2 separate regions of the Homo sapiens genome follow, and region 1 is linked to region 2. The links are chromatin loops, found by intact Hi-C in ENCODE. Cell type or tissue: heart left ventricle. All regions are shown on one strand. Links, peaks and the distances in the headings refer to the core of each region. The heading gives the core; the rest is flanking DNA.

Region 1 (10,586 bases), core at 807-8,806, 930 kb before region 2:
ACTAAAAATACAAAAATTAGCTGGGCATGGTGGCACATGCCTGTAATCCCAGCTACTCAGGAGGCTGAGGCAGGAGAATTGCTTGAACCCAGGAGGCAGAGGTTGCAGTGAGCTGAGATCATGTCACTGCACTCCAGCCTGGGTGACAGAGTGAGACTCTGTCAAAAAAAAAAAAAAAAAAAAAAAAGACTAGAGGAATTCCCTTTACAAATTTACCTGTGCAATTCCCTCCTCTTGGTATATTGCCATGCAAACCTCAGCCACTCTGGCCTTCTCAAACTCCAATCTCTTTTCTCCGCTCAGTGAGACCACCAGGCTCTGTGTGGTTCCCTCTCACTGCATCTTGGTCTGAAAACTCTCAGGCAGTGAGCTGAAGAAATAGCAGAGCTCCTTTTGTTCCTTCTCCTCTTCTCTTAAGGATAGCTCTCCTCTGGTGCTTGTTGTTTGATGTCTGGAAACTGTTGCTATAAGTGTGTGTATGTATGTGTGCTTGTATGTGTGTGTGTGCATTCAGTTTTTCTAGCCTTAGGAAGGTAAATTTTGTCTTGATTACTCCATCATGGTCAGAAGTAGAAGTCATGTCTATTAATTTTATTTGCATAGCTAAAGGTAAAAACATCAATTAATACATCTTACTGTAACATTTAAAAAATGTCAAAACATTTTGTGAATGTCAACATTTTGATAATGCCAAATTCATAGCTATTTCTTTCTCTATTTCAATGATTCATAACTTTTGGGGGCCTATGGGTTTGTTAAATCTATGGACCCCCTCCTAGGAAAAATGCACATGGTCATGTATAGCGTGCAAATTAAGAGGTATAAAATAATTCCAAAGTCTGTCCCAGAAACCTTGGAAGACTAGAATCCAGGTGAAAAATTCCTTCTCTAATTCATGCTAACCTTGCTTGGTACTTTGGTGATCAGAAAATTTAGACTTTGGCTTACCCCATAGGGTGATTGTGAAAGAGCACGCTAACAATGTGAAAATGCTTTAAAAGGGCCATGGACACACACTGTAATTTTTATGATGATTATTGTTGCTACTGTCATCATCATTATCCTTTACAATAATGGCTCTTAAGTGGTGCTTTAAATGTAGTGGTTAATTCTTGAATTCTTGTAATACTTTATTATTTTCTTTTCTTTTTTTTTTTTTTTTTTGAGACAGTCTTGCTCTGTCACCCAGGCTGGAGTGCAGTGGCGCAATCTCAGCTCACTGAAAGCTGCGCCTCCCGGGTTCATGAAATTCTCCTGCCTCAGCCTCCCCAGCAGCTGGGACTACAGGCGCCCACCACCACGCCCAGCTCATTTTTTTGTATTTTTAGTAGAGACGGGGTTTCACTGTGTTAGCCAGGATGGTCTTGATCTCCTGACCTCGTGATCTGTCCGCCTCGGCCTCCCAAAGTGCTGGGATTATAGGCGTGAGCCACCGTGCCCGGCCTATTATTTTCTTAACAATAAGAAATATATAATTGGTATAATATATAACAGTAATAAATAAATAAATAAATTATATATATATACACACACACAACACACACATATTTTCACATGTGTACCACTGCATGTATGTGTGTAGGGGTATGTATGTACATATATGTACATATACACACATATATACATATGTATGTACATATATGTACATATACACACATATATACATATGTATGTACATACACACCCTTACACACACACACGCACTGGTACCCATGTGGCTTATATTTGAAAAAGGAATTTCAGACACTATAACCATCTATTTGTGCAGAAAACGTACCTTTATTTTGTCCTTTATTTTCTCCCCTTTTGTTTTTATCTCCTGGTTGAGTAGTTGTCCAACGCTACAATTTTTTGCATTGATTTACAAGTAAGTGTTGTGTAATGTACTTTGTGAAATTAATTTTTCTGTGCTATTAAAGTTAATAAAGATGCAATTTATGAAATAATCGTATTTAGGAGCTATCTCTCTGAACTGGTTACATTCTGTGGTTCAGTATTGGCTATGCATGTTCTTAGATAGTGCAAGAACTTGCCTGGGTTTCAGCCTTCCCCTGTGGTGCCTTTTCTCTTATTCTCGTACTCTGTTATCAAGCCATAAGTCCCTGTTGCATCTGCCCCATGCTGTGCCAGATACACGTCCACTGTGCTCCCATGGCGTGTGCCATCTGCCTCTGACCCACCTCTGCATCCTCTCCCTCGCCACATGTCTCTGTGCCCCAACACCAGCCACTGCCCGTCAAGAAATTAGTACCTCATCCTCATCAAGTAATTAAATCCCTCCATCCTTTGCAGTTTGGGGCACACCTGCTTTAGAAAAGCTTCATAGCTCCTTAGACCCATGGCTGGCTCTCTTTCCTTTAGGAGTCCTGGACCACCAACCCCTGTGCTATCTTACTCCGTTTCAAATGTCATCATTTACATTTTGTTTGTGGGAGAGTTTGAGAGCTCTTTAAGGATAGAGACTAGGCTGTCTCATCTTGGAGACCTCTCAATAAAGTGCTTTTTAATAGAATATGCTAAATAGTTACTAAATTAAATTCATTTGAACTAATTCCTTCCCTGTCTGCCTGATATGACAGGTAAGGAGATTCCTCTTGCTTCACTTCCTAAGACTTTAGATTCACTGTCCAAGAAAAGCCCTGAGACAATTGGGACATTCTTGTAGGGGAGTTCAAACTTGCCTTCTGAGTATTTGAGTCTAAGTCTGCTGAAAAAAAAACAAAAACAAAACTGACAATAGACAGTTTAACAGAAGAAAAGCCATAACCAATTTATTTGATCATAGTTTTACATGACACAAAAGTCTTCAGATTGAAGACCCAAAAGTAAAGGGAAGGCCACCTGGCTTTATGCTTAGGTTCAATGAAGAAGATTCTCTAGTAAACCAGGTAGAAATGCGATTGGACAAAAAGAAAAGATCTGAGCTGATGGTAATAGACTCAGTGGGAAATCCTAGCAAGGCCTGTCTGTTCAGATTCATCCTGGCCTCTCTGTGGTAGCATTTCTTCTTCCCAGGTATGGGGTAGGACCCTGCTGGAATGAGAATCTAAATTTCTTTATGGCCAGCTGTAACACGGAAAGGTGCGGTGAGGCTGGAGTCACATTTTTAGGTATTACGGGTGGCTTTGGGGAAAGGGGGTTTTGGTTTCTCTGACTTGCCTTGGGGAAGAGGGATTCTAGCTTTTATGGCTTGCCTTGGAGGAGAATGAGGAGTGAGAAACGGGAGGGCAGGAGAAGGTCAAAGGGATACTTTCCTTCTGATGCTGCTTCTGAGGCCTTTACTATCGTTTTTTTGAGCCCTAATATCCTCAAACGCTGTTGATGAGAATGGAAAATAGTTCAGCGATTCTGGAGGGCAATTTGGAAAGCTATATTAAGATTATAAATATTCACCCAAGCAATTCCTCACTTGGATACCTATCCCAAGGAAATGCCTTCAGGTAAGTCAAAAATTCAAGGACAAGGTTTTTCACTAGTGTGTTATTATTTGTGATTACAAAAGCCTAGGGAAAAATGCCTAATTATTGATTAATATGTAAATGTTTAAATTAACTACACAGTATCCACACAATAGACAACTGTTCAGCACCTTAAAAGAATTGAGTAGATCTTTATGTACTAATAGACAAAAATTTCCAAAAAATATATTGCAAATTTAAAAATTTTAGAAGTAATATGACAAGTTAATATCACTTATCATTTTAAAACCAACCCCACAAAATCTATATATTTCTATGTATCTGTATTTATGGAATCTTTCTATTTCCTAGTAGTGGAAGTGAATATCACATGGGAGAGAGGTTCTTTCTACACAATTCAGTGAGCACAGTGACAGCTGGACACAGTCAACATTTATTTCTAAAATCCCTTAGAAAAGAGGCACTTCAGGGTTGGACATTCCATCTTTACTAGGTGGAATGCAGCTCTGTTTCCTGCTGTGTTGGAGCAGATTAATGTTTCTGCAAGTACCAGATGAAGATGGCAGCCTGCATTTGGGGGCCGCAATGTTCAAATAAAAAGAAATTTGTGTCTTTAGGATGCTCACCCCATTCAAGGCCCTCTGAAGCTGAGACCAAATAGTGTTTCCCAACAGGTATCTAAGAATGTAGGGCAGGACAATTCTATGCTGGGCAACACTGTGCAGGATGAATGTTTAGCATCCCTGCCTCTCTGGCCCTGGGTGTGTACCATCACCATTCCCTTCCGTGAACAATGAAATAGTCTTCCAAATATTTCTAAATGTCCCTAGGGGGCAGTATTTCCCTTGGCTGAGAACCACTGGGAGAGCCACATGGCCCATTTCATTCTCACTCTCATCTAGGTATATGCCGTGGAGAGGAATCACCTGTTCTAGTTATTTAAATAGGTTTTCTTCTTACTTTATTCTTTCTTTCTGAGCCTGTATAGGCTGAATTCACATACGTTGCATAAGCAGGTGTTATCCTACTATATCAGTTATCTGTTGCTATATAACAAACCATCTACTACATAGTGGCATGAAAAAACACCCATTTTATTGTGCTCACAGATTCTACAGATCAAGAGCTCAGACAGGATGCAGTGGATTTCTCTACTCCACAATGTCTGGGGATCCAGGTTGGAAGACATGAAAGGCTTAAGGTTGACTCAAATGGCAGGGGGCTGGAATCATCTGGAGGCTTCTTCACATACATGTCTGTTCCCTGAACTAGGAAAACTCAAAGGCTAGATTCAGGTGGGAGTGTCAACTGAGGCCACATGGCTTCTTCATGTGGCTTGGGATTCCTCACAAGATTGCAGCCTCAAACTTCTTACACGGTTTCTCAGGGTTCCCAGGGTGAATGTTCCAGCAAACAAACAGAAGCTTCATGGTCTCTTATGACCTAGCCTTGAAAATCATGTTACTTATGCTACTCTACTGTCAAAGCAAGCATAAGACCACCTAGATTCAGAAGGATGGGACATAGACTCCGTCCTGTAATGGCAAGAGCATCAAATAATTTATAGTCATGCTTTAAAATCACCAAATCTCCTATGCATAGGAGAGAGTTCTGAAAGGATGCATATCAATCTGTTGAGTCAATGAAATTGCTTCTTATAGGCTAAAAATGGTAGAATAGTAGCAATTTCATATGGCTCAGTCTACTACTAATAACAGTGTTTATATCTGATAGAAAAGATTGGAATAAGAAGGCAATAATCAAGGGGTAATTTCACTTTATCTGTGTTATTTTTATAATAATTATATATTCACATATTATTTACATAATTTTTTTAAAAGATGAAGTTGCCTTCATCATAGAAACAGTCCCATAAAAGTGGATTCAGAGAGAGGCAGGACATTTTGACCTGCAACCAGGGGTATAAAGGGTAATAATTACTCTGGATTCACAACGAATGTGTCAGAAAATACCACCTCTTTCAACTGATGCTACAGCTACTCACTGAGCACCTCCCGGGGGCTTAAGAGTGAGCCAGATGCCCTGGAGGATACACTGATGTTTAGGAAAAGGTGCAGGTGCCTGCCTTCCATGGCTCACCACCTGCTGACAAAACCCGAACCTGCTTAAGTTTCTTGGAGGCATGATCGACAATGATAGGTTCTGTAGTCAGAGCATGAAGGAGAATGGTGACAATATCTCAAGTGATCAGGAGAATTGACATTTATTGAGCACTTACTACGTGCCAGGCACTGTTGGAATTCTTTATTTCTCAGAACAACCCTCAGAATATAGGAGAGGGCACTTGAGTTCCAGTTTATTGGAGAAGGCTTCAAGAAGGAGGCAGGATTTAAGCTGAGACTTATGAGCTGAGGTTCTCAGACTCTGGAGATCATTGCCTGGGGAGTTTGTTCAAAACTTGAGTGAATCCCCAGGCCTACTTCAACGCTCCTTAAAACGGTAACAGGGAGCATCTGTATTTTAATGGAGATTCTGTTGTGCATCACAGTTGAACTACCTCTACCTTAAAGAATGTTTCTCAGAAGCTCACCCAGGGCTTTCACAAACATGGAGCCCAGGCTTTTCTCACGGAGATTCAGATTCAGTGGTTAAGGTGGAGCCTAGGAATCTGTGCCTTTACTGAAAGTCCAGGTGATGCTTTTGGTCAGGCAAAATGCCATTGTAGAGGATAGTGAGAGTTTGACCTTTAGAGGTGTAGGGGAAGAGAGATCCTGCTAGGGGGGCAAGTTTTGTAAAGGTGGAAGTTGGAAAGTATAGATTGACTTGAGTCTGTGTTGAGTGCTATAGAGGCTAGGTTGGAGAAAGACATAGGAAGAAGGGAAACTAGTTGGGAGCCCATTGCCATAGTCCAGGGAACTTAGATAGGAAGCTATTGCCATAGTCCAGAGAACCTAGATAGAAAACTATTGCAATAGTCCAGGTGAGAAGTCACACTGGCCTCATGCTCCCTGTAGCCTAAAGCATATGTCACAAAGTGAAAAGGCCATTGGAAAGGCCTGCCTTTTCCCCACTCCCTGCTTGCCTGGAATGTTAGTGTGATGGCTGGAGCTACAGTAGCCACACTGGACCATAGAGTGACCTTTAATATGGATGGCGGAAATGAGAGACACAAGGAAATTTGATTGCTCTGGTTCAAAGGATTTCTATCTACCTGAAAGGCATTGTATTCGTAGTCAGTAATGAAAGTAGACAACAGCCTGCAATTACAGAATAATGTATGTGAGGGGTGTGTGTGTGTATGTGTGTGTTGTTGGGAAGGGAACATTCACCAGTGAATATCTGGTTTGTTCTTTATCTTGTGAATTGAACCTGTTATAGAATACTTCACTGCCTCTCATATTCATTTAGTTAGCTCAATCTGGCTCTCAGATATGCTTAACTTGACTAGCTTTTATCTTAATATTCAGAAAAATTCAGTTAAACTACTTGAAACCATCAGTAAATTCAGGGAAAGAAGTTGAATCAGTTCCCCAGATGAGCCCAGAGCTCACCTTCCTTGTATCTTCTTGGACATAAAAGTGCTGTCTTTGGGAATATTAGCATGCCATGATAGTGTCAGTAGTAACAGCAAAAATAAAAATAAATATGCCAAGCCATTTGGAGAGTTATCTCATTGAATCTTCACCACAACCTTGGAAGGTAGGATTTTTTTTTTTTATTATCTCCATTTTACCGAAGAGGAAACAGGTTCAAAGGTGTGGAGTCACTCGCCCAAGTCCTCCCAGCCAGCAAAGGGCTGGAGCTCTTCCCCTTGCCTTGTGCTGCCTCAGTCATCTGTGAAGCTCTTTCATCAGCTTCCTCACCTTCTGACTCAAGTGTCTTCTATACTTTAGCATCTTATATTCAGAGAACCAGTGTCCATTAATGCAGACCAGTCCTGGAACTAAGAAGGTGGGGATGTGGTTAGCTTGAGGGCATCTGCCACTGAAAGCCTCTTCCAAACAAAGCAGGGTTTTTTTGCCCTATGGTCAAGTAGATGATTAAATGGGTTTTATTTTGCCAGTGGTGGATGAGAGTTGAATTAACCTATGCAGCTATAGTATGCTCCTTTATGCTGGAGCTCTGTTTGCAACAGAAGGCAAACAGCAAGTGACAATTGCAACATTATGTAAATGACTGCATGAAAAGGGGTTGCTGTGGGCAACCAGGGTGTTTGAGGAATTGCCTCCATTCTTCTTATATTTCTGCCTCTGGCTCCCCTTCAAAATGCCCTCCAGCATCCCTCTGCCCAGACTGCATTACCCTTGGTTTCTCCTTTTACCAGATTTGCTCCTTCATTATTGCTGTAGGGTTGGGGCCATTTGGACTTCCCTGAGTAGCTCCACTGGAGACCATGCCTTTAAGTTATTACAAACATCTCATGCATTCCAACCCTGTGTGGCTGCCCTGGGACTCTTCAGCTCTTCATTACCCAAGGCATTCCTTTGATTTACTTCAATTTATAGTTTTCTCATGTATGCCTTCTGCTTCCACCCTCCCTGGGGAACAGATGGGGCCCATGTTGGCACCCACACACATGGAATTCAGAGGCCAGGGAGGGGAGAATTTCACATCTGCCCATTAGCCCTTCCTGTTAGGGCTTTTACCATCTTCTCTTAGGTCAGGGTTTAGGGTTTGGAGCCTGGGCTAAGGCTTGGTGGGGAGAAAGGAGGCAGCCTCCTATCTTTGTTCAGTGTTCTACTTAGTTTGATTGGGTAGCCTCTCCTGGACAACTCTGCCAGGAAAGGTGGCATGAAATATACCCCATGTGAAGTTTGACAAATGGAGGGGAATAAGGAATCAGGGCCCTTTGCTAGATAACTGGAGCTTTAATCTCAGGATGGCACTCAATCATTAGCTTCTGGAAACACCTGTGCAGGGACAGGGTGGGGGAAGAATCAAACTAAAGGAAATCAGAGATCAATCTTCCCTCCTGTAACCACATACCCCCATTTTTCTAAGAGATGGCTTAATTATTAATTTTTCTTTCTCTCTTCCTTCCTCATTCCCCTGGTTCCCCACTTCCTACTTAGCCCTTTAGAAATGCAAATATAGCCTGTACCCTGTTCCTTCACCAGATACTCCCTATAGGGCAAGTTCATTGAACTCCTCAAGAGTTAACAGTCAATTTATAGACGAAAGCCTGCCTGCTACCTGCCACCCATCAGGAGGTTGCCTTGAGAGATAACAGCTGATTTCTACAAGACTCCCATCAGGAAACTGCCTTGAGAGATATGAAACTCCCTCTCACCTGAGGAGTTTTTGGCCTAGTCCTGCCCACGAAGGTGCCAGCAATCACCAGCTTAACTGCCCAATAGATAAGGCACCAAAGCTAAAATGCAGACACCCCACCCTTGCTTGCTTCCTCCCCTGCCTTTTAAAAGTGGCCGCTTTCTGCTCTAAAAGTGAAATGGTACCTTTAAAGGTGGATTGCCTGTGCTTCTTCCCCTAAGCTAGCTTAGAAATAAATCACCTTCTTTATATCTGATCTGGCTCATGTTAATTGGACAGTGCAAGCGATGAGCAACTAACCTGCATTGTGGTTATACTCCCTTCTTACCTTTCTCCTTCCCTCCCTTCCTCTCTTCCTCCTCCCTTCTCTTTCTCTCTCTCCTGAATGAATATTATTTGGAGATGGATCTGAAAGGCAATAAAGTACTGGAGAATGGCCATGAAAGTTGCATCTGCAGCCAACACAGTAATAGTCATGATTACTGTCACTGCTCCAAACCCCTGCCCTCCCACCAGTTGCTAACAACCAGCCCCTCACTAGCCCAGGATATGGCACTGTTGTTTATCGGTTCCCTTAGACCCTGCCTATCCTTAATAAACAGCCCTTTATGGAAGGCTCTTTAAATCCCCCACTTGAGGTGGCTATTTGAGTCCTGCCAGGAATCTGAGGCATACACGGAGTCAATGAATGTGGAACTGGGATTGAAATCCGCAGCTCGACCTCAGATATGTCCCTGTGTTAGGAGGTCCCCAGGACCACCCCCAAGTGCAGTGGTTTCCAGGTGGACTTACAGGACCCAGCGCACAGTTGCACTCAGGGCTGTAGTTTATTACAGCAAAAGGATCCGAAGCAAAATCAGCAAAGGCAAAAGGCTCATAGCATGAAGTCTGGGGGAAACCAGGCTTGAGCTTCCAAGAGTCCCCTCACTGTGATGTCCTAGAGGGCACACTTAATTCTCTCAGCAATGAGCTGTGACAATATGTGGGAAGTGCTGTCTACCAGGGAATCTCTTCAGAGACTCAGTGCCCAGGGCTTTGTTGGGGGCTGGTCACATAGGCAACCTCTTGCCTGGTACATACACAAATTCTAGACTTCCAGAAAGAAACAGGTGTTCAGCCTAAATCACATTGTTTGCACAGTAGTTTAGGCACAGTGAGCCAGTCTTATCAGTGTGATATTGTTTAGCTGTGTCCCCACCCAAATCTCATCTTGAATTCCCATGTGTTTGTGGGAGGGACCTGGTGGGAGGTAATTGAATCATGGGATGGGTCTTTCCCGTGCTGTTTTCATGATAGTGAATAAGTTTCACAAAATCTAATGGGTTTAAAAATGGGAGTTTCCCTACACAAGCTCTCCCTTTGCCTGCTGTCATCCATATAAGATATGACTTACTCCTCCTTGCCTTCCGCCATAATCGTGAGGCTTCCCCAGCCACATGGAACTGTGAGTTCTCCATTAAACCTCTTTCATTCGTAAATTACCCGGTCTCGGGTATTTATCAGCAGCGTGAAAATGGACTAGTACACAGTGCACGGTGGGAGCCCTCCCCAAATCTGAGTTCCCAGATGCCCACTAAAAGCCAGTCTTGCAAACAGGCCTTGAAAGGGTTGCAGTCAGGCCTGCCATATTAACTCTTTTCTGCACAGCTCATAACCACTGCACCACTATTTATTACGTGCTTATTATGTGCACGGCATCATAATAAACCAAATTCACCATTTGGAGAATAACACCATTCATCTCTTTGGATGACGGTTTATAAGATAAATACTGTTTTTATCTCCTTTTTCAGATAAACAATTTGAGTTAGAATATCTTGTTCAAGGTGATAAAACAGCAATAAAGTAGTGAAGGAGGGTTTGAATCCAGGTTTATCTCACTCCAAAGTGCTTTGAAGGCTGGCTGGGGATGGGAGTAGGGATTGAAGGGAGAGG
Region 2 (10,586 bases), core at 861-8,860:
GATCAGTTGCCAATGTGGAAACATTGGGAGACATTTAAGGCATGGGAAGTAGCCATCACCTGGAGTTGGGAATTTTCTCAAAACTTTGGGAGGCCTGGCATGACTGGGCCACATTCGGTCAGTCACCCCCTCTAGGTGGGGTTGGTGTTCTAGGTCCCCGCTCATGCACCTGTCTGACTCATGATCCCTGGTAGGCTCTGTGCACAGCTGCGGGTTCTACCTGGATGGTCCTGGGTCCCTCAGCTGGAGAACCAGGGAAGGGGCAGATTAGGATATTTGGAAATGGTGAGCACTGAGCCTCTGACAGCCTGCTTAAGCCCCCAGGTTACCTGTTAACCCTTTCCTTTACCTGCCAGGGGCTGTGCCGAATGCCAGCTCCTAGAAATAGCTGAGGCCCAGGCCCTGCCTTCAGGTGGCCTCTAGGCTAGTCTTAGGGGTGGGTAGGTCCTGAGCTGGGGGTCTGGTTTCCAGGCTGCTAGTGCGGATTCCTGTAGGGCCGGGTAGTGGATGGGCAAGGCCATGATCACGCTTAGCATGAGCTGTGGGCTTAGAAATCCAGGAACAAGCTGCATTGAATTCTCAGCAGGTTATGGGGTAGGGGAGTCTTCAGGGGAAAGGAGGAGGTGCTTGCTTCAGTGAACATTTCCCACGATAAACACAGAATACACAGTGTTAAGTTGGTGGCCAGTTCAAAGGAAAACAAAGAACAGGGAAGGGTGTCCAGGGAAGAGGTTGCCGAGAAAGGCATGTTTGAATAAAGAGGAGATGGGAGGAAGTGAGACACGTGGGTAGGAGGGGGAAGGAAGGAGGGCCTTCCAGGCAGAGGGAACAGCTCATGCAGAGGTCCCGAGGAAGGAGGCCAGTGCATGGACAGCCAGGAGGCCAGGGCAGCTTCCCCGGAATGTGAGCTGGGGGAGGATGGGTACAGGACCTGGAGACAGATCTTGGGGGGGTCCTTGTAGACCATTGGAAGGACTTTGCGCTCCCCCTTGATGGGGACAGGAGTTGTGGGAGAGAAGCAGAGAAGTGACATGGTCTGAGCTGCCTTTTAAGGGGACAGCTCCATGGCAGGATTGATATCTACTGAAGGGTTGGAAAACCAGTTAGGAGACTACCGTGTGACCCAGATATGGGGGTGGGGGTGGGGACACAGCCCGGGTGGGTGAGCAGGGTAGTGACTGAGGAGTGGTAAAAAGGGCCCAGGTCCTGGTGCCATGTTGAAGGCAGAGCTGGCGTGGTCGGCTGATTAATTGGGGGTGGAGTATGAGAAAAGTTTGGGGGGGTGGTCAAGGAAGATTCCAGAGTTTAAGGCCAGAGCAACAGGAAGGCTAAGGCCACTGTGAACTGAGTTTGAGGGCACTGAGAAGAGCAGATTCTTGGGGACTGGTCAGGGACTATCTTGGATGTGTTAGGTTTGAGTTGCTTTTAGAGGTTCAAGCAGAGGTGTGGATGCTCTGGGCTCTGGGTCTGGAGTTCAGGGATGAGGTCCAGGCTGAAGCCTGTGGTTGGACTGAAGCCACCAATGCCCAGAGGTCAGAAGGGAACAGAGTCCAAAACGGAGCAGGCAGAAATGAGAGGAAACCAGGAACACGGGCCCTGGAGGTCAAGCGAAGACTTGTCATCACCTGCATCGCCTGCTGGAGGCAGAGCTCATCAGATGGAGAATGTGGATTCACACTCAGAGGTCGTTGGCGACCGGCATGGAAAAGCCAGAGCCGGTCCCAGAGAGGATGGTGGGAAGGAAATGGAGACGGTGATACGGTCAACCCTTTTGAACATTTTTGTTCCAAAAGGAAGAAGAGAAATGGAATGAGAGCTGGAGAGGGACATGGGATCAAATGAAGGTTTTCTGTGAAAGATGTGAGAGAGAATTGCATGTTCCAATGATGCTGAGAAAAATTCAATAGAGGGCACATGCCAAGTGCAAAGAACTCAGATGGTCCGAGGAGCCTCTTGTAGAAAAGGGGAGGCCTCAGTTTCCAGCGGAGGGAAGGCACAGCAGCAGCCAGGCTAATAGCGGGAGAGCCTGGTAGGGGAAGTGACCCTCACACTCCTGGACCTGGGGTCTCACCTCTGTGGGAAGCACAATGTCTGGGGTCTTTCCCCAGCCCTGGGCACCTTAAAATTTGAGCACTCTGGATTAGCAGAAACTTTGGTCCACTTGAGTCTTCTCATTCCTGGCTGGGATGTGGACACAGTTCACCAAGCCCAAGGCAGCTTAATAAGAACTTCAGCCATGCCGTGGCCAGCTCCGAGATCACCAGGACTGATGCTCAGGGTTCTGTCAGGAGGCACAGGGAAATCAGCATGGCCTGTCCCTCCCAGGGAGGGCAAGAGGGGACAGGCAAAGAAAAACAAGATGTCCTCTGCCCTCATGGCACAGGATCCTGCTGTCCCTGGGGCTGTCCACCTAATTCAGTCATTCATTTGAAAGTCACTATTTCCTGAGCACTTACTATGTGCCAGGCACTGCTGTCGTTGTGGAGGATACAGCAGTGAACAGGACAGACCAGGTCCCTGCCCTCCAGGAACTTAATATCACAGGTTGGGAGTGGACATGAAAATAAGTAAACTCATTAATCCTTCACTTACCTTTGGCCCAGGTGAGGGAAATAAAGTCTGCTCTTTCACCCTTAAGCATGCTGTTTGGAGTTTTTTTGCCACCATCTCACTGGTGTGAATAGACTCATTTTCTACCAGTTGAGAAAATTGGTTCTCACTTTTTTGGTTAAGTAGAATTGCCCTTGGTTCCATGGAGTATGCTGGTAATTGGCACAGCGCTGACCAGAATAGTTCTCAAACATGCCAGCCCTGATCAGGCACTACTGGCATCTGCCTCCCTGTCAGGGGCAGAGCTGGCAAACCTGCCCTGTTTCCCTCCCGTGCCATGGCAGACATCCCTAATCAACCCAGCTTCCTAGGGAGCCTAGTTGATTAGTCGTGTCTTCCCTGGCGTGTTACTGGAAAATAAGAAGCTATTCCAGATATTTGCCTTTCCTGCCCCAGGCAGGAGGTTGGAAGGGTCATGCTGACTAACTTTCCAGGGTGCACTTGGAGAGAGAGTCTATGGGTCATCTGGAAAGATCATGGGCCTGAGCGACAAAGTTCTGGGATCAAGTTCCAGGTCAGCCACTTGTTGGCTGCGCGAGCCGGTCAACCCACTTCACCTCGTGGTGAGAAGATAAAGGAAATTAACATTGTGGGGAGCAGACTGGGCGCAGTGGCTCAGGCCTGTAATCCCAGCACTTTGGGAGGCCAAGGCGGGCGGATCACTTGAGGTCAGGAGTTCAAGACCTGAGCACCACCTGATGTGACGAGAACCTGATTAACCTTTATAAAGCAGGTTAAACTTTAACCTCTTCCGAACTCACCTTACTCATCTTTGAAACGGAAAAAAAAACAAATAAACTGCTGTCCGCCCATCCCAGGACCATAAATTTGTGGCCTTGAACTTGCTGCCCTCGACTGGCCCTTTCCTTCTCCCTGACCTGGGTCTCTTCCCCGGGGCTCTTTACTTGGAAACCTGCCTATTGCTCAAGTCAGCCTGTATTTTCTGGGGCCTCCTAGAGCCTGAGCTCAGGCCTGGGAGCCACGGGGAGCTGGAAGATAGGAAGAGAGGTTAACACTGAGCACCTGCTGTATGCAGCTGAGCTCTGTCCTGGGTCCTGTCACATAGAGCCTTGCCAGGTGGAGACGATCATGCACAGCTTAACAGCTGGGGATAGGGAAGCTCAGAGAAGTTGCATGTGGGGTCTCAGGCCCCGCAGCTGCTAAGGAGCAAGTGACAAAGGTGAGGTCTGTTGGGATTTCAGAAGCTAAAAGGAAGCTCACAGACTCCAACACCCTCATTATGCTGGGGGAAAACCGAGGCTTAGAGCGGGGGAAAAAAGCAGCACCAGAACCTGGGACCCCCACCCCCAACTCTGAAGCTGTGTCTTTCTGAGGTTCTCGTCTCCCAAAATGCTCAAGGTCAGCACCCCACAGTCACTCAAGACCAGATAGCTTGTCCCTATGGCAGAAATGATTCAGCCCTCTGGATCCATGGGTTCCACATCGATGAATTCAACCAACCAAGGATCGAAAATAATTTGGAAAAAAAAAAAATGGATAGTTGTGCCTGTACTGAATATGCACAAGACATATTTCTTATCATTTTTCTCTAAACAATGCAGTGTAACAACTACTTACATAGCATCTACATTGTATAAAGTATTATAGGTAATTTAGAGATGATTTACAGTACACGGGAGGACGTGTGTAGATAATTTGCAAATACTATGTTTCATCGGGGACTTGAGCATCGGTGGATTTTGGTATTTGGGGGAGCTCCTGGAACCAATGCCACACAATACCAAGGTTGACTGTACTGTCAGCTGCCGTCTACAGATGAGGAAACTGAGGCTTAATCAAACTTAGGCAGATTCCCAAGCCAGTGCTTCTTTTTTTTTTTTTTTTTTTTTTTTTTTTTGAGACAGAGTCTCGCTCTGTCGCCCAGGCTGGAGTGCAGTGGCGCGATCTCGGCTCACTGCAAGCTCCGCCTCCCGGGTTCACGCCATTCTCCTGCCTCAGCCTCCCCAGTAGCTGGGACTACAGGCGCCCGCACCACTCCCGGCTAATTTTTTGTAATTTTAGTAGAGACGGGGTTTCACCATGTTAGCCAGGATGGTCTGGTTCTCCTTACCTCGTTATCTGCCCGCCTCGGCCTCCCAAAATGCTGGGATGACAGGCGTGAGCCACCGCTCCCGGCCCCAAGCCAGTGCTTCTAACTCAGCTGCCTTGGCCTAAGAGTTGGGAGACCTCAGCTGACTCTCTGTGCATTGGGCATTCTTGCCTCGTCTCTGGGCCTCAGTTTCCCCATCTGTAAAGGGAAGCTGAGCTAGAAGAACTCCGAGAGCCTCACATTCTGATGGGTGTTTATTAGAAGTTCAAGTTTGCCAGATTGGTTTGCCAGGCTTTCTGGCCCTTACCTGCCCACCCCTCATTTCGCAGAATGTAGTTCCTGAAGGTTCCATGGGTCAGGAACATTGCATGGAAAAGAAAGGGGGGCCCCCTGCTGGCAGCAGCTGGGATCGTCTGACGTGGACCGATTCCTCCCTCCTCACCTCTGAGCGCATGTTTGTCCAGGGTACACCCAGGCTGGAAATTTTTACAAGAGCTCCTGACCTTGCGACATCCAGGATTGGGCCCACAGTGGTTGTTTGTTTGTTTGTTTGTTTGAGACGGAGTCTCGCTCCGTCCTGTCCCACATCTGGGTTAGGGGCTGTGGCATCCGAAGCCAGAGAAGGAAGAAAGGTCTGTGGTGGGAGCTTGAGGACAAACTGAATGTCACCTCATTGTGTACCCGACAGAGCCCAGAGGCTCCTTTGTGTCGTTTTTAGTTTGTCTCCACTGGGCATTCATTCCTAAAGATTCAGCTTTTGTGTTGTCTCGGTCTTTCGCCTGGGAGGGCCCAGCTCAGAGACGTGCCATCATCGTGGGGCCACAGCTGGGCCCCTGGTTACACCCTGGTCTCAGGCATGCATGTGGCCACCTCTGAGTTGGAAAAATAAGTGCCTCCCACACACCCTCCCTCCCACCTCCAGAGTCCCCACATTCCCAGGAGCGGGCTGGTCTCATTCCATGATCCTGCAGGGCCTGCTGGGCGTGACATCACCAGTCACCATGGCAGTGGTTCCAGTGGCTTGGCTGCTGGAATAGGACCCGCGTGGGTGAGGCCAGATGATTGGGAAGTCATGCAGAGCGCTGGGGAGCTAGGAGCTGAGTCAGGAGGCCAGTCCCAGAGAAACACAGCCATGCCTTGCAGGCTGGCAGCTCATCTTGCATTAGGAGCATTTAGGGAACAGGTTTTGAAGGAGAGAAAAAAGCAGAGCTATGAGGAAGAAAGGAAGAGTTCCATTGCATCATTTTCATAGCTGTGTGTAGATTTTAAATTATTTCTTGGGGGCCCATCGCACCAGCCTCCTTGTTTGTGTAGAGTTGCAGCACCTGCCATGTGCAAACTGGATGTCGCCTCCTTGTGTACACGACAGAACTTGTGGCACCTTTGTGTTATTTGTAGTTGTTCTTCACCTGGCATTCATTCCTAAAGATTCAGTTTTTGTGTTGTCTTGGTCATTAGCCTGGCAGAGTCCAGCCCAGAGGTGGGCAGAGCGAGGAGCGCCCGTGGAAAAGAACCATGAAGTGAAGCCTCATGGGAGAGGGTAGCAGCATGACTCACAGCCTGCCCTGGTGTGTCTGTTAGGAATGTGCTGGGCTGCATGTAACAATAAACCCCCAAAATATTGGGGTTTGTTATTCTCCTGCTGTAAGGCATCCCCGGCTGGGTGGTACCATCGGGGACCCTGGCCTCTTCTGTTTTTCTTTCTCCTCCCCATTCTTAGCTCATATCTTCCATCCTTGTGCTCAAAAAAGGGCTTATAAAGAAAACTAGATTTCCCAGTGGGCATCTGTGTGCATCTTAATGGCCAGAACTGTGACACCTGCCGCTTGTAGCTGCAAGGGAGCTTGGGAAATTGAACATTTTAGGTGGACACATTCCCCACCAAACAGAATTGGAGCATCATGGTGAGGAGGAGGGTGGATGGTGCCAGTGCCAGCCATAGGTGTGAGTTTGTCTCCTCTATGAGAGCGTCAGCCTCCCACAAGGCAGGAACCACGTCTGGCTCACTCCTGTCCTCACAGCAGCAAGCCTGGCGTACAGTAGGTGCTTAATTGAACTATTTGGGGAGAGCCGCAGGTCCCCTCTTAGGCAGAAGCGAATAATCTAAAGGCACAGGCTCAGCTCTTGCTCTCAGAGAGCCCCAGGTTAGATGCAGGAGGCATAGCCTGCACCCCACCATGGAGGCAGCCCACACGTTGCACACGCAAAGCCAGGCACACGTACACACACCCCTTGGACTGCCGGATAAATGATAACAAGGATGGAGCAGCAGGGAGACCCACAGAAGCCACAAGAGGCTGCACTGCACCCCCACAAAGGCCATTTGTGAGAGGAAAGGCCTGGGAATGCCATGTTGAGGTGCTGGGGGGGTTCCCCTCCCAAGGTCTCCAACTGCCAAGAGCAGAGTCTGGAGTTTGGTTCTCATGGAGATGTGGGTAATGTAGGAGGCAATTCAGAGCCTAGGCGGGCAGGGGTCATTCATTTCCAACCAGAAAGCAGAGGCATGATTTCCCTGCCAACCAGAGGGCAGCGGTGTAAATCCCCCAGGGAGCCCATGCGACCTGCTGAGTAGCAGCTTCTTTCCACCGGAGCAGGAGGGCCCAGTGAGGCTCCAGGAAGCCACAGTGATAGCATGGCTGGGGTCAGCGCCCCTGCCCTCCAGGAGCCACTCCCCAAGCTCAGCAGTGCTCTCCTGCTACTCTCCAGCCCGCCAGCATGAAACCAGCCTGAAACTGAGTCAGGTACCCATTCCACCCCAGCTGTGCCATTAACCAGCTGTGTGGTCTTCGTTTCCCCCTCTGTGAGATGGGATGATAAAAATACTCACCCATGCACCTGCCTCTCCTAGGAGGGCGGCCAGGATCCCATGCGCATGTGCAAATGGAAATTTCCCATTCATCAGCGACAGCGGGGCCCCGGCTCTTCCTTAAGGAGCCTTCTGACCGGGATGCATCTTTATTTTTATTTTGATTTTTATGTATTACTTTATTTTTTGAGACAGAGTCTCACTCTGTCTCCCAGGTGGGAGTACAGTGGTGCAATCTCGGCTCGCTGCAACCTCTGCCTCCAGGGTTCAAGCGATTCTTGTGCCTCAGCCTCTGGAGTAGCTGAGACTACAGGCACACGCCACCACGCCCGGCTAATTTTTGTATTTTTAGTAGAGACGGGGTTTCACATGTTGGCCAGGCTGGTCTCGAACTCCTGACCTCGAGTGCTCCGCTCGCCTCTCAAAGTGCTGGGATTACAGGCCTGAGCCACCGCGCCTGGTCATACATCTTTAGATGTTGGGTCATCTTAATATGAGGTTCACCAGCAATGTGGTCGCATCATGTTAGGGGGCAGGGCACAAAACTAGCCTAGCTGTGCCGGGGCCTCCCACCCACTGCCTGAGGCCTGCAGGGCCCACCCGCTGCCTGGCAGGAGTGAAGCAGAAGAGTCCTCTTTCCATGGACTCTACCATCCCAGCCCTTTAAGGTTCCAGCCCAGCAGGCCTGGAATTCCGGCCCTGGTGACCTAAGCTGCTGCTCAGCCAAGCCAGGCAGGAGAGGACAGATCCAGCTGTGGGAGCCAGGAAGCTCAAAGCTGGAATTTAAACAGCTGCCTGAGACCTGGGGTCCCCACTGCGTGGGCCTCCTCCCCGTGGTGACATGGCCCAGCTGGCCTGCCTTCCACCTGGGGAGCTTATGTTGGACACTGGGCCAGGAGCTCAGATCCCTCAGTCCTTAGGCCATACCTGGTGTCTCCAGCTCTCTCATGTACACAGGCTGAGTCTGCAGGATTGGACGTTCAGGACAAGATGGGATGGCACAGTCATTGCCATCCCATATTCTGCCCTCAGCTAGCCTTGGGGCTGGGGACCCTCCAGGTTTAGGGAGCTTCAATGTGGAGGCAGCAGAACATAGGGTCGGGTGTCGACTTTGGGGTCAGACATGGCTGCGTGATTTTAAACAAATGACCACTCTGGCCTTGTCAGGCTGGAAGTTTCCAGAGTCATAGAGTTGCTTTGCCTCCCTAACCCCCACCACCACCTCCACAACTCCAGACACAAGGAGGCTGTGGAGAGGGGTTAGCCTCAGAAACCCCTCCTTGGTATTCTCTCCAGGAAAAGGACGGAGTGCTAGGGGTCTGGGCAAAGGCCGTGGAGCCCACCCTGCAGTCAGAGGCTGCCCTGAGTCTGTTCCGTGCACCAAGGAGCCAGCGCTGTGGGGAAGGAGAGTCTGGAGGGGACAGAAGTCATGCTGCTTCCAGGCAGCTACTCAGGGTGTGTTGTGTTGTGTTGTGTTGTGTTGTGTTGTGTTGTGTTGTGTTGGTTTGCTTTGGTTTGGTTTTAGAGACTGGATCTTGCTCTGTCACCCAGGCTGGGGTGCAGTGGCATGAACATGACTCACTGCAGCCTCAACCTCCTGTGCTCAAGCAATCATCCCACCTCAGCCTACCAAGTAGCTGGGACCACAGGCATGCACCACCACAATCAGCGTATTGTTTTAATTATTATTTTTTGTAAAGATGAGGTCTCACCATGTCGTCCAGGCTAGTCTCGAGCTCCTGGACTCAAGCAATCCTCCTGGAAGATCCCAAGGTGCTAGGATTACAAGCATGAGCCAAGGCGCCCAGCCTTATTTTGTTTTGCTTTCTTAACAGCTTTATTGACATGTAATTCACATACCATGCAGTTCACCCATTTTAAGTGTCCAATTCAGTGGTTTTTAGTATGTTCACAGAGTTATGTATCCATCACAATAACCAATGTTTGAACATTTTTACCACCTCAAAAAAAATCCCATACTCTTAGCTACCACCCCTCCCTCCCCGATCCACCCCCACACCCAGCCCGAGGCAGACGCTTATCTCCTTTCTGTCTCTATAGATTTTCCCATTGTGGACATTTCTTTTTTTTTTTTTCTTTTTTTTTTTTTTTTGAGACAGAATCTTGCTTTGTTGCCCAGGCTGGAGTGCAGTGGCGCGATCTTGGCTCACTGCAAGCTCTGCCTCCCAGGTTCACGCCATTCTCCTGCCTCAGCCTCCCGAGTAGCTGGGACTACAGGCACCTGCCACTACGCCCGGCTAACTTTTTGTATTTTTAGTAGATTCGGGGTTTCACCATGTTAGCCAGGATGGTCTCGATCTCCTGACCTTGTGATCTGCCCGCCTCAGCCTCCCAAAGTGCTGGAATTACAGGCATGAGCCACCGCGCCCAGCTGTGGACATTTCATATAAATTGAATCACATAATATATGGCCTTTAGTGGCTGGCCTTTTCCCTTAGCATGTTTTCAAGGTTCATCCATGTTGTTGCAAATATCAGTACAGTTGGCCTCTTTATCCATGGGTTTCACATCTATGAATTCAATGAACTGTGGATCAAAAATAGTCAGGGACCAGGCACTGTGGCTCATGCCTGTAATCCCAGCACTTTGAGAAGCTGAGGCAGGCAGATGACTTGAGATCAGGAGTTCGAGACCAGCCTGGCCAACATGGTGAAACCCCATCTCTACTAAAAATACAAAAATTAGCCTGGGGTGGTGGTGGGCACCTGCAATCCCAGCTACTTGGGAGGCTGAGGCAGGAGAATCACTCGAACCCGGGAGGCGGAGATTGCAGTGAGCCGAAATCGCGGCACTGTACTCCAGCCTGGGTGACAGAGCAAGACTCTGTCTAAAAAAAAAGGAAAAGAAAAAAAAACTCCGGAAAAGAAAATGAATGGTTGTATCTATACTGAACATGTACAGATTTTTTTTTCTTGTCATTATTCCCAAAACAATACAGTATAACAACTATTCATGTGGCATTTATATTTTACTAGGTATTGTAAGTGATCTAGAGATAAAGTGTATGAGGGGATTGTGTAGGTTGTGTGCAAATACTATGCCATTTTATATAAAGGACTTGAGCATCTGTGGATTTTGGTGTCCACAGGGAGTTCGGGA

Evidence for each region. Peaks named below come from ENCODE experiments on the same cell type or tissue, not always from the same donor. Only the 100,000 strongest peaks of a DNase experiment are listed, where the experiment ranks them.
Region 1: it touches region 2 in a loop (3-fold over the local background); 3 of 110 quality-filtered maps call a loop at or near these places.

What each region holds. Positions count from the first base shown.
Region 1 is chr1:14,090,947-14,101,532 of GRCh38, forward strand. It overlaps a transcript of KAZN not described here. Among named protein-coding and RNA genes, the nearest start is that of KAZN-AS1, 320 kb to the right of the region's middle. In heart left ventricle, for the core only: a CTCF peak has its summit at 4,251 (motif pointing right); no DNase peak of the experiment used is centred there; H3K27me3 peaks cover 3,717 bases.
Region 2 is chr1:15,022,632-15,033,217 of GRCh38, forward strand. The region is part of intron 2 of KAZN (kazrin, periplakin interacting protein); the gene reads left to right. Among named protein-coding and RNA genes, the nearest start is that of TMEM51-AS1, 120 kb to the right of the region's middle. RefSeq lists an enhancer at 1-257. In heart left ventricle, for the core only: CTCF peaks have their summits at 5,060 (motif pointing left) and 5,261; DNase peaks (open chromatin) are centred at 5,070 and 5,688; H3K27me3 peaks cover 307 bases.